Regions from separate parts of the Homo sapiens genome. Here all the other regions are linked to region 1. Evidence: chromatin contacts called from ENCODE Hi-C or POLR2A ChIA-PET data. All regions are on one chromosome and are shown on one strand. Each heading gives the region's core, a stretch centred on a gene start or an enhancer-like site at or near the end of the contact. The rest is flanking DNA. Distances are from core to core; before and after follow the strand shown.

What was found. A loop is a pair of places that touch in the nucleus more often than their neighbours do. ChIA-PET counts read pairs that join two places held with the same protein, here RNA polymerase II (POLR2A). Pooled maps may share reads with other maps.
Region 2: a pooled map shows a loop between it and region 1 (4-fold over the local background). The contact joins the enhancer-like site here to the promoter of NUCKS1 in region 1. A Hi-C loop is called at or near these places in 8 of 50 pooled maps. POLR2A ChIA-PET finds 5 or more read pairs at or near these places in 3 of 52 experiments (CD4-positive, alpha-beta T cell, activated CD4-positive, alpha-beta T cell and activated naive CD8-positive, alpha-beta T cell).
Region 3: a loop to region 1 is called in a map of naive thymus-derived CD4-positive, alpha-beta T cell, with 17 times the contacts of the local background. The contact joins the promoter of DSTYK here to the promoter of NUCKS1 in region 1. A Hi-C loop is called at or near these places in 3 of 168 maps with a recorded cell type or tissue (CD8-positive, alpha-beta T cell and naive thymus-derived CD4-positive, alpha-beta T cell), 1 of 37 single-sample maps with no recorded cell type and 9 of 50 pooled maps.

The regions. Positions count from the first base shown.
Region 1 is chr1:205,747,708-205,751,955 of GRCh38, reverse strand. It overlaps NUCKS1 (nuclear casein kinase and cyclin dependent kinase substrate 1), which reads left to right and starts at 1,774. Exons shown (of 7, transcript NM_022731.5): 1 at 1,774-1,999. The coding sequence starts at 1,983. RefSeq lists an enhancer at 1,331-1,580 and a silencer at 2,001-2,600.
Region 2 is chr1:206,560,826-206,565,073 of GRCh38, reverse strand. All of the region lies in intron 2 of RASSF5 (Ras association domain family member 5), which reads right to left. LOC124904494 (a long non-coding RNA gene) reads right to left here. Exons shown (of 2, transcript XR_007066831.1): 2 at 2,680-4,066. Among named protein-coding and RNA genes, the nearest start is that of EIF2D, 50 kb to the left of the region's middle. Within about 2 kb of position 1,898, at least 9 of the 41 ENCODE cell types and tissues checked have a DNase peak (open chromatin) inside an H3K27ac peak, as active enhancers do; they include CD4-positive, alpha-beta T cell, where a contact is called at or near this core.
Region 3 is chr1:205,209,709-205,213,956 of GRCh38, reverse strand. DSTYK (dual serine/threonine and tyrosine protein kinase) reads left to right here and starts at 2,255. Exons shown (of 13, transcript NM_015375.3): 1 at 2,255-2,686. The coding sequence starts at 2,422. RefSeq lists silencers at 2,326-2,455, 2,876-2,925.

The DNA.
Region 1 (4,248 bases), core at 525-3,024:
TGAAACCCCATCTCCACAATAAAATACCAAAATTAGCTGGGCATGGTGGAGCACGCCTGTAATCCCAGCTACTTGGGAGGCTGAGGCAGGAGAATCGCTTGAACCCGGGTGGTGGAAGTTTCAGTGTGCAGAGATCGTGCCACTGCAATCCAGCCTGGGGAGCATAGTGAGTGAGACTCCGTCTCGAAAAAATAAAAATTAAAAATAAAAATAAGAGGGACAGAGGGTGGAATGACATGGAAGAGACAAAAGATATTAATTTGTTTAATGCTTCACTGGTGGACTGTGCTATTCTCTTCTTTTTGGGAAGCCAGATTTTACAAAGGGAGACTTTCAGGAGGCAGATGTGGTGTGTTTTTTGTTGTTGTTGTTTGGAAAGTGTATCTTCAATTGGTTGTTAACTGACTGCTCATTGGAGACTTCTGCCAGATGCGCCCAGATCATTAGTCCGTTTGAATCATCACGTCTTCCAGGCCCCACCCTACTCTCTGATAGGCCCCACCTTCACCGTGGGGTCCTGTTAGTCAAGATGCTCTGAGAGCGCACAGCCACCAAACAAAAATGATCGCTTTGACTGTGACAGGGATTGACGTCTATTTTCGATAGCAGACTCAGCCTTAGCCATTCACATAGGAATCCTGAGCTCTGCCTTTGAGAGTATTAGGCATCCAACAAATGCTCACGGATTTAAGTGAAATGATGTGCGTTACTTTCAGTTATATGACTTCGAAGAGTCTTTGTTTTGTTTTTCAAAGTGCAAGGGTAAATCAATAGAATTCATAGGGTCTTGAGCCAGCTCCACCCATCTCTACCCAGGGACGGAATCATCTTTTAAAACTTGGATTTAACACTTACGTAGCACTTACTGTGAGCCAGAGACTATCCTAAAGACTTTTGATAGATATATCAACTCATTTAATACTAATAAGCCTATGCAGTTAGGTACCCTTGTTTCCCATTTTACAGATGAGAAAACTGAGGCACAGAGAAGGAAAGTTATACCACCATTAAGTAGTGGACCTGGGATTCCACCTGAAATACCTTGTGGCCCCTGAGCTCATGCTCTTAGTTATTGTACACCTGACTCTTTTCTTAAAATAGTAATGCACCAGACTGGGACTTTAATGACCCTGAAGTGGATCTCAAGGTCCAGAATGGAGAATGGTAATTGGGGGTGAAGATATTCCTTGATTATGATCCTGCCTCTCTACTCCAGCAGCCTCATTTGGTCCCTGAGGGTTAATGCCGAAGCCAGGGTAAGGGGCTTGTAGGTTTAAGGTCAAATTTTTTGAACCTAAGGAATTTCCCTCCAATTCTGTAGCAGCCCCGCAGTGACGAATCTGCTGCCTCTCCCACGGGTTTTGCTATTAGAGGATTTTCAAGGTGATCAAGGCAGACGAGATGAAACACCATTAAACTAACACTGAGCAACGCTGAACCCTACATAAATCTTTTTTTCTAGTCTTTCTAAGATACGACCCCAGACGAATCTGCAACTCTGGAGTGGAAACCAGGGGGCGGGCTAAGCAGCGACCATTTTTGTTTTGCGGCCGTGCGCTCTCAGAGCATCTTGACTAACAGGACCCCCACGGTGAAGGTGGAGCCTATCAGAGAGCAGGGCGGGGCCTGGAAGACGTGATGATTCAAACGGACTAATGATCTGGGCGCATCTGGCAGAAGTCTCCAATGAGCAGGCGTGTTGGGGAGGAGCGCACAAACCCTAGTGGGTTTGGTTGCACGGCGGCTTTGGCGCATTTTCGGCTGGTTTGATTCATCCATTTTGAAGAGACGGGGGAGCGGGGGGCTCGTCTGTTCCAGGAGCCCTGAACCAAAGAGCAGCGGAGTTTGAGAAGCCAGCAGCTCGGGGTTCGGCAGCAGCGGTCCCATCGGCTGAAGTTCGGGGGGGGTGGGGCGCCGAGCGCGCGGGGTGGGGGGGGTCCTGGTCTTTGGCTTCTCGACTCGGTCCTGTTTCGACAGCGAACATGTCGCGGCCTGTCAGGTCAGTGCGGAGTCTGAGGCCTGGAGCGGGTTGGAGGGGGATGGGGGCGAGTGGTGAAAAGAGTGGGGGACAGAAGGCTAGAGTCCGCCATCCCCGGTGCCGCGCGCGGCCTCCTCCCTTTCGGGGCCCGCGCGCACCCTTGAGCGTGGGGGGCCCTGCTGGCGCGCGGGGGTGGTGGCTGCGCGCCCGTGCGCGCGCCCCTCCCCGCCCCGCGCCGCTGCAGGGCTCCGGTCTGCTCAGCTGCCTCCCCCACCCACCGCACTAGAGCGGGCGGGGTGTCCCTGAGCCGCCAGCGGCCGGAGGGGGAGGGGTGTGAAGTCAGCGCCCCCAAGAGGCCCCACCTCCTCGGGGCCGTCCCCTTGGAGCCAGCGCGGGGAGGCGGGCGGACTCGAGCTCCACTCCCCACCTTCAGCGAGGAGGGGCGGAGGCACCCGTATTGCCCCTTCCCCCAGCGACTGGCGCGGGGGTGGGGGCCCTGAGCCCTCTCTGTAGCGGACGGGGGTGTTCCTGGCAAAGGGGGAGGGGCAGCACTGCCAACCGGCCCCGCCTCTGTCCTTCGGGGTCGCTGCAGGCCCCGCCTCCCGGATCGGGCCGAGCGTGGGCGGGACCCGTTTTTTTCCCCCCGGGCAAAAGTGAGAGTTCGGGACTGGATCCTGGAAAATAATGGGCTGCTGCCTCTCTCCCCACCTCAGAGTTTTGAGAGAGTTAACCCCAAAGTTCGCTCTTTCTCTCCGACTAGAAATGTCCTTCCTCGGGGAAATGTCCGTACTCAGGGAGGTGCGGGTTAACAGCACGGCCCAAATCCCGTGTGGTTCTCGTTCCACTCTCACCCGCGTACGCGTCTCGGGATATTTTTGTAACCCTCTTGTCCCCGAGTGACTTTAGTAATAAAAGGGCTAGGTTCGGGTAACCATCAGACTTCATTCTCGGAATTTCAACAAGTTTGCTATTCCCCCAGCTGTCGGTGGAATCGTCCTATGCCATTCTCCAGGCTATTGTATGGAATGTGCCATTTATGGAGGGGTGTGGTTTAGTCCAATCTGTTGAGGCCTTAAAAAGGAGAGCTGTTGCAAATAAATATTTTTAATGTAAGGAATTGGCTTCTTTGCATAGTGTGTTTTCTAAATAAATAGATAAAGGCTTAGTTTTTAAATGTTTTAACAGTCGTTGCTTCCCCTTCATTCCAAGTTGTGTGGGAAACGGAAGTACCTTTAATTAGAGTTCTAAAGAGAGGTTTGGGACCCTGGCAAGGGTTTTGTTCTACACCGTTCTGTCTCCAGACTAGATCATCCTCCAACTGGTGGTGGTATGAGACTGCGTACTCCTACACACGGGGTGGGAATGAGGAGAAAGCTGCTGTTAGCTCTGTTTCAATCAGCATCTGTGGTAACTCACGATCTCTACTCTGAAAGTTATGCTGGCCTTTTGGCAAGGAGTCTGGATAGCTCTTTCAGAGTATAGTTTGCGTAATTTTTTTGGCATAAAACTTGACCAATGTATCCATCAACTCACGTAGAATATTTTCTTTAGGATCAGGTAAAATAATAAAATAAAGATTTATTTTACCTGGATTGGATCTTTTGTCTTCTGGAAGTAATTACTGTGTGGTCAAATTAGGTCAAATTAGGAAAAATAATTCCTCTACCTTTTAAATTTTAGTTCACTAAGTTTTGATGACTTTATTTTATTGTGGTGACGTTCTTATCTCATCTGCCTGAATTTGTTTTCCCAGATTTAGGTATTGGAACATGAACAGAACATTTTTACTGGAAAACTTGGATTTTTTATGTTACCATGTGGGGATATATATATTAAGCACATTCTATCAGTTTTTTGGAGGCATTGGGACTTCTGCACAACTTTTTTATTACTCAGTATGTTGTTTAAACTAATTTTGACCTTGTTTATTTCCCCTAATTGAAGAGTGAAGTTAATATGTTGTGGGCTGTTTTTTTTTTTCTTTGCCATTTTCAAATTATTAATTTCAGAGCAAGTTGGTTACGGAGTATATTTTAGTCATAAATTCTTTGTAATTATTTTTTAAAAGAAGTCTTTATTCATGACCAATAATAAAGCAGAAATAATTAAACTTGAGTTTGGTGGTTTGTTAAATTTTGCAATAAAAAAGTCCTGACTTAGGGAAATGATGTTGTTTCAAAGTATAATTGAAGAATCTATATTCCCTTAGTGCATTTAACATCAACGAAAAAAGTGATAGACATTGACCTGATTTCAGAATCATCAGCCTT
Region 2 (4,248 bases), core at 649-3,148, 810 kb before region 1:
TAAGGTATCTGAGACCTCCAGGAAGCTGTAGAAAATGCCATTCTAGAGCTAGGAAGAGAGGTGGGGCGAGGGATGTAGGCTGGAGAGTGATTAGCTAAAGCTGGGATGCTGTGGGAGAAGAGGGGAGATGAGCCCCCAGGACAGAAGCCTTCTGTGAACAGAAGCCACAGGCTCAGCAATTCAAGCCTGAAGCTGTCTGTCAGTGCAGCTCTTTTCTTCCTCCTGGCCCTGAAATCAAGTGCTCCTGATTCGTGGCACTTTATCTCATCCTCTTGTCTCTGGAAAATATGCCAGGCTAGGTCTGGATCCCCACCCCATGCTCTTTGAGGTAGACTAAACCATGAAGAAGAAGAAACCAAGGACCTGCAGGACAGGTCTCAGTTCCCCACCCAGGGAGCTCCCAAAGCCAGAAGATACACAGGTGTGGGGTACCTGGTAAGTGAAGAGCAGAAGAGAAGAGAATCGAGGTCCCCAAGCTAGGACCCCTTCAAGCTCCTAGGCTGGGAGTTGGATCCAAAGCCTGATCTGACAGTGTGCAATAAGACCTGGGATTCAAGGTTTGATACTGGCATAAAATCTTTCTTCTTTTCTCCCTAAACTGCTTGGGTGGGTGGATATTATGTGTCCCAAACTGTAAGTGAAATTGCTTTATAGGGAAAAGCTGATTCTGGATAAACTATCTAAACCTGTGAAGACAGAAGGAGGGCAGGAGGGGAGGAACCAGAACAGAGAGTGAGGGATGGCCTGGACTAAGCGGCGTGTGAACAAGGATGTCTTGGGTGAGTTCCAGGTGGTCCTGGAGGAGGTCGTCTCTCTGACCCCTCCCTAGGGGAAGTCCTTATGGTTTAGAGAACTTGGCAGCCAATATCTAGAATCCCTACCAGGCCCATGAGAAACTAGTAAAAAGGGTCTGTTCCCATGCAAAGAGGCAAGGGACTCTCAGCAGGGAAGATAAGGACACTCACATGACAAGGGTGTTTGTTGAGAAGGACAGGATGAAGTACCTGAGTCTGATGATTGAAATGACTTGGCCATAACCTCTTAGTGGCTTGAGCTGGATGGGAAGGGAGGACTTCATTTACAGTTAGTGCTGTGTGTCTTCCCTTACATCATGTGCCATCAAGATCTCAAAGGGCCTTGAAATAAGAGTTCAGCTTGTGGTGATGAGACTAGCAGAGAAAGCTCTGAGCAGGACCCAGGGGGCCTGACTCCTTGAATCTGTCTCTACTGAGCTGTGTGACTGGGGGCAAATCCTCTTCCCTCTCTAGACTTCAGTTTCCAGCCTAGGAACCTCTTAGGAATCTGTGACACATTCTCTTCTTGCATTCCAATTGGGGTAAGCAGTCAATTACCAAATATTTCCTAAACAGGTGGTTCCTAGATTGCAGCATATATGAGAATCACCTGGGAAAAGTATTAGAAAAGCAGAATCCAGGGTCCCATCTCCAAAGATTCAGGAGCCAGTAGCTCTGGAGTAGGGCCCCTGAAACTCCATTCTCAAAGAGTAGTTCTGGTGCAGGTGGTTGAGGCCACCTTGATGCAACACTGAAGGTTTCAGATGCTACAGAGAAACCAGAGAAGTGCTGAGTGAGGAAAAGCACCCGTCCTCAAGAGATTTCCAGTTTAGATGGGGGAGACAGGACCCAATCCCAAGAACAGAATATCCTCAGTGACAGATGAGAGAGAGGTACAAGGTCAAAGAAACAGGTCATGTCCTTTACCAAGCAGTTATGAGCAGAGCTTCCCAGGTGCCTGGCGCAGAAACGGTGGCAGGAGGCATGTGTGGCAGAGACAGCTAAATGCTCACCACAACCTGCTTCCTTTTCTACCAGGGCTCACAGCTGTACTTCACTTCCCAACCTCCCCTGTGGTTAGGTGTGGCCACGTGACTGAGTTCCAGCCAATGGCCCGTGGTTGCAAGAAACACCCACCATTTCCGGGTCTGGCCCACAAGCTTCCCATGTGTTATCCTGATCCCCACCTGCCAATCTAACTTTTTTAAGTAAAGGGGGAAATAAACCTCTGATTATATTCAATGACTGAAAAGCAGGGGTTGTTTCAAGTTAGTCCATCCTGATTGTACAGGATGCAAGAGAGAAGATGCAGCAATTCAACCCAAGCAGTATTTGGTCAATACTGGCTTTTTTTTTTTGAGACAGAGACTCGTTCTGTCGCCCAGGCTGGAGTGCAGTGGCACGATCTTGGCTTACTGCAAGCTCCGCCTCCCGGGTTCACACCATTCTCCTGCCTCAGCCTCCCAAGTAGTTAGCCTGCCACCACGCCTGGCTAATTTTTTCTATTTTTCAGTAGAGATGGGGTTTCACCAGGTTAGCCAGGATGGTCTGGATCTCCTGACCTCGTGATCCGCCCGTCTCGGCCTCCCAAAGTGCTGGGATTACAGGCATGAGCCACCACGCCCGGCCAATACTGGCTTTTGTAACCAAGTACTTGATGTTGTTGGACCTGAAGGAGATGCGAGTTCTGATCTTATAGGACGGACAATACTGGGAAGGGCCAGAGGAGGCAGCGGGCAGTGAATCCCACGAGTGTGGAGTTCGGACGGCATCTCTAAATGAGGCTATCTGGAGGCTGTGCCAGTCTGAAATCTCTTCTGGGACTAGTCTTGGGCCATGTAAGCCTTTGAGACAGCACATAAAAAACAGTCAAATGGGCCAGTGGTTCCAAAGATTCTAGTTTTATTTTTATTGCTGAAATTTGGAGCTAACTTATTTTTAGTAATCTTTTCTTTTCTCTCATGCCGAGGTGGTGAGGGGCAGGTGCCATGCCTGAGGCCTGGGTGTGCCTGCTGCTAGCAGAGAGATGGGGACCTCCCCAACTGTCCCAGGGCTGTGGGGTTGGCTAGTGCCCCTGGAGTACCACAGGGATCCTGTCCAGGGAGGAGCTGACTGGCCAGGCAGGAGGAGATGGAACAATTACAGGCAGGGAACAGGGAGCAGTGTAGGATCTGACCTCCAGGACCCTCTTCCTCTTGCATCTTCCTTGAAGAAAAAGAATTCAATGGTGTCACTGTAGACCCAAGAAAGCCTAGGCAGATGGGGGCATGGGAGTGTGTTTTCTATGTACTTAAGTATAATATTTAACTATAGGCCGGGTGCGGTGGCTCACTCCTGTAATCCCAGCACCTTGGGAGGCCGAGGTAGGGGTTCACCTGAGGTCAGGAGTTCAAGACCTGGCCAACATTGTGAAACCCTGTCTCTACTCAAAAAAAAAAACACAAAACTTAGCTGGGTGTGGTGGTGGGTGCCTGTAATCTCAGCTACTCAGGAGGCTGAGGCAGGAGAATTGCTTGAACCTGGGAGGCAGAGGTTGCAGTGAGCCGAGATCGCGTCATTGTACTCCAGCCTGGGCAACAAGAGCAAAACTCCATCTCAAAAAAAAAAAAAAAAAAAGAAAAAGAAAAATATTTAACTGTAGATATAGTCAACCTTCTGTTCTTTGTATCCACAGAGAAAAACACACATGAGGAGGAGTCTCCAGTGGGAAGATAGAGGTTTATCTATTAACATATTTCAGTTGTAGGATAGACACCAAGAAGAACTTTTAAGTCACTAAAGTTGTAAGATTACAGGGACTACCTGCTAAAATCAAGTGTAGGGTCAATGTCCCCTTAGCTAGCATGCCTTAAGGAATGGAGGGATGGGAAGGACCTTTCAAAACCTGACCCAGCCTGAAGTTGAGTGTTCCATTTTGTAGAAGGTTCTGAGAGGACAAGACCTACGGTCTATCCTGGGTCATCTACTGAGTAGGAAAAGACCAAGAAGAAGAGAACTTGACAAGGAGTCCTGGAGGGGTGTTAGTCCTGGCTCTACCCAAACAGATGTGTGGCCTAGTGACGTCCTTCCACCTCTCTGGGCCTCAGTTTCTCCATCTATAAAGCGAGGTGCTCTGACATTCTGCAAGCAGAAAGCTGTATTGTCCTCAGAGCACTCACCCCAATGCTCTGGGCCGGTGCCAGAGTCCTGGGGTCCCAGAGCCTGTTTAACATGCCAAGAGTTCAGAACGCCTGTGTTCCCGCTCAGATGTCAAAGCCTTAAATGGCCACCACCTGTAGGCATTTGGGAAATTGATAAGAATGGAAGCTGGCCCCACTTCCAGGGTCAGATCCCTGATAGGAAAAAAATGAACAAATATGAGGGATGGACAGAGGGCCTGGCCTGGCTTCACAGTCACCAGTCCTACAAATCACCAAACCCTATCTTTTGTGGGACTAAGGAAGAAAATTCTCTG
Region 3 (4,248 bases), core at 1,006-3,505, 540 kb after region 1:
CTCCATTTGTCCTTTGAATTAGATATTTGAAGAAAATATGTATTTTAATTGGTAAGTTATTATGATTTACAAAGGGCTCATTGTCACTTGCATTTTTTAAGATTTTAAATAGCAAAAAATTATTGCCTTTCTCAACAGATCAAAAATAGGTATGAGATATACTTACACATATTCAAAATGATGTACATAGATTAGTTCTTGCAGTATTGTTTTTAATATCAAAAGACTGCAAAAAACCTAAAGGTCCGCCAATAGAAGACTTGTTAAATAAAACATGCCAATCCATGTGGTAGTATGTTACACAGTTAAAAAGAATGAAACAGACCTTTATGTTTTGGTACAGAAGTCTGCAAGGCCATAATCAAATATGTATTACGTATGCTATCATTTGTATTTAAAATACATGCATACACATATATAAATACATATATAGGATCTATTTATACATGATTTATATCTACAACAGTGGTTGCCTCCTGGGAGGGGAACTAGGTGACTGGGAGGTGAACAGAAAAACTAAGAAAGACTTAGTTTTTCCTTATATATCCTTTGCACCATTTGAATTTTATACCACATTCGTGTATTACTTATTTTGAAAATAAATGCAAAGTACTAAGGAATAGTTTTTAAAAGGGTGGGCTTTGTGATATTTACCTGAAATAATGCCCTCTCTGATTACTTCCACCTATCTAAATTTTGCCCCTTCTTCAAGATAGATTCCTTTTCTGGATAACTCCAGCTTGAGTGCTCTTATCTGATCTCCTGTGCTAGAAATTCGTGTGTGTGGCAAATCATTACACATTGCTTTCTTACAGCTCTTCTATTTTAAAAATAGTATCTACTTTGTATTAAAATTCCCATTTTTAATTTTCATTTCTATTTTACTGAACCTTTGGGGATTGCATGGGGAATATAATCTTGCAAAAGAAGAATGGCTGATGGAAAATACGTGACCAAGTAAAAGGCAGAAGGGGGAGTGGGTAAATGGGAAGGAGCATGAGGCTCCCTCCTTGCAGTCAGCCCTCACAGACATTTATCAAATACAGATTCATTTGAATTAGTGACCCCTTTTTATAAAATGCTAATGCCCCTGGAAAGGTAAGGCCTTCACATCTTACAACAATTAATCCAAATATCACGACATCATTTGGCTAAGAACACCTGGGTGTTCTGCGATGAGAGGTCAGGAGAAGTAAAATTTCTGAAGCAGGACTCACAAAAATTTAAAACCAAAAGGGCTTAAAGATCTGCCATTCTAAACCCTTACTTTATAGAAGATGAAACGGGGTCTTGCCCGAGATCACAATGCAAGGTATAGGAAGAGTCCAGATCCAAACTCAAATCTCCTCTTAATTTCAGTCAAGGAACTACATCATGTAGCCTATCAGAGAAGAAGTCTGGCCTAGGTAAAAGACGGTGTCTTTCTATAGCAAGAAAGATACAGATGGGCTCTGTGCCTGGTGAAGAGGGGAGAGATAATTCAGGAAGCACAAAAGAGGTGACGTCAAGTTTTGCCCCCTTTGTAATTGTGTCCAGGAGTCTGTGACTGTGTGTGTCAATGAAAGTCCTCCATATTAGCAGAAACCAAGTTAAGATAATCAGAAATAGTTTGGAAGGCTACAAACCTCAACTTCCCCTTACCCAGTCCGGTCTCCCTACTTCAGGAACCCACTGAAGTTCAGCTTACAGCTCTTGTTGATCCTTTCACACCCTTCCTTTCCAAGTCTGGAGAAGGAAAGTTGGAAAAGGGGAACGCAATGCAAATATAAGAGATTTCCCTATTTCCAGGGTACTTTCAGCCGATTTCCAGGGTACTTTTAGCCGATTCCCCAGTATCTACTGTATCCGAAACACTAGAGAGCCACTTAGGGTAGCCATGGAGATGACTGTCTTCAGTCTTGTTTCCTTCCTTTTCTCTACTATTAACATCTTTCGCTACGATTTCGGTAAGGCCCCCCCACTTCTGCTGGCACTCAGGTCCTGCAGCTCCTCCCTCTCCTCAGGGACGCTCATAGAGGGATTAGGAACACTTTTTAAAATGAAGAGAGCGCGAAAACACAAGAACGAGTGAGGGTTTTCTCCAAAAGGGATCAGTCCCATCCACAGCCTCCCCTTCTCCAGCCTTGAGGTTTTGGCGTTTGGTCCCAGCCCGGACTGCAAGTCCCAGGAGACCCCGCGGCGAGGGTGTCCTCCAGCGATCCTTCCCTCACGCTTCTGGATAGTGGAGAGAAAGGTTCCGATAGCGGCGCACTGCGGTTTGGTTTGTTTGCAACGGCAGTGACGGAGGTTGGGAGCCAGGCTGACTGCAGGCGGGGGCGTCAGGAGGCGGATTCCTCCTCCCTTCGGCACTGGGGGGCGGGGAGGAGGGAGGCCGGGCCTGCGGCCGGGGACCGAGCCGCAAAGACAGAGCGGGCAGAGGCGATGGAGGGCGACGGGGTGCCATGGGGCAGCGAGCCCGTCTCGGGTCCCGGCCCCGGCGGCGGCGGAATGATCCGCGAGCTGTGCCGGGGCTTCGGCCGCTACCGCCGCTACCTGGGACGGCTGCGACAGAACCTGCGCGAGACCCAGAAGTTCTTCCGCGACATCAAGTGCTCCCACAACCACACTTGTCTCTCCTCCCTCACGGGCGGCGGCGGGGCCGAGCGCGGCCCTGCAGGCGATGTCGCCGAAACCGGGCTGCAGGCGGGTAAGGAGGGCAGCCCGGAGGGAGAGAGGGCAGGAGAGGCAAATCGGAGGACGGACCGCACCCCTGCCCTGCAAAACAAGCCCGAGTCTTCTCGGGCAGGCGGAAAGGGGCAGTCGTGTCGTGTGGCCGGGTCCCCGGGCATGGGCCGGCCGGATCTGGGATACCTTGGGAGGGCATCCTTCTGAGGAGGGGAGGAAGGGGCCCGCTGGGGGACCGGGAGCCAGGGGCAACCGAGGGCCGGAGTTCCCGGAGCGGGACCCCGGGGACCGGGGTGTGCGCTGACGGACCTGGGGCGGGCCGGCGTTCGGAGAGGGTAGCAGTTAATCCGAGGAGTGGGGAAAGTTGCTCTGAGTTGGGGGCGGGCGCGTGCGCCGTTGTGGGTCAGAGCCCCAGTTTAGAGATGGAGCAGAGGCGGCAGCGAGTCCCGGGAGTCCGAGGAGGCCATGGGACTGTAGTCGGGTGTGTGGGTTTGATGATGTATGTGAAATGTGTTCACACCAATCATGAGGCAGCTCTGTGAAGAGGGGACATTCTCTAAATAGGGTTGGGGGTCGCCAGAGGAAATCATATCTGATGGGTGCCACGGAATTGCCAGAGATGTTGCTCATGCTTAAGGTGAAGAAGAGAGGGAAGGGATCATTTTGGTCCTGAGCCAATGGAGAACTAGCTACTCTTGTTCTTTCTTGCATGATTCTTTCTAGGATGTGCCAGAGGCCCCCAAACACTTAAAATCGTGCAGTCTTTAATCTTTCCTAACGTCTTGCTTCCTTTTAAACTGCTGTTGGTGGGGAACTGGAGGATTTGTTAACTACTGCGTCTAATTAGGAAATAACTTTAGATTGGAAGGGAGAAGGGACTGACATTCCACGTAGATAGATATCTTGGGGACAAAACAGCAAAGAAGTCTGTGGGTTTAATTTAGTGATTCTCAAACTAAAGTGTGTATTAAACTCACCCCAGGGGCGTATTAAAAATGCCATGTCTCGTGCTCTAGCTCATAAATTCCTATTGAATAGGTGTGTGAAGTGGGTCCTAAGAATCTAATTTAACATGAAAAGACCCTGAAGAGGCCGGGCGCGGTGGCTCACGTCTGTAATCCCAGCACTTTGGGAGGCAGAGGCGGGGCGGATCACTTGAGGTCAGGAATTCGGGACCAGCCTGGCCAACATGGTGAAACCCCGTCTCTACCAAAAATATAAGAAACTAGCCAGGTGTGGTGGTTGAGGCCTGTAATCTCAGCCACTGGGGAGGCTGAGGCAGGAGAATCGCTTGAAACCAGGCGGCGGAGGTTGCAGTGAGCAGAGATTGTGCCACTGCACTCCACCCTGTGCGACGGAGCAAGACTCTGTCTCAATAATAATAATAATAATAATAATAGTAATAATAAAAGACACTGGGGAAGGTGATGCAGGTGGTCCGTTAAAATACTTTCAGAACCATGAATTTAGATGCTCATAGCAAATTTGAACACAAGGCTTAGAACTGGATGAATTGTTCTGACTTTGCGTGTTAGGTCTTATATTCCCAAAGTTTTGCGCTTAATATCCTACATCCGACTGGGA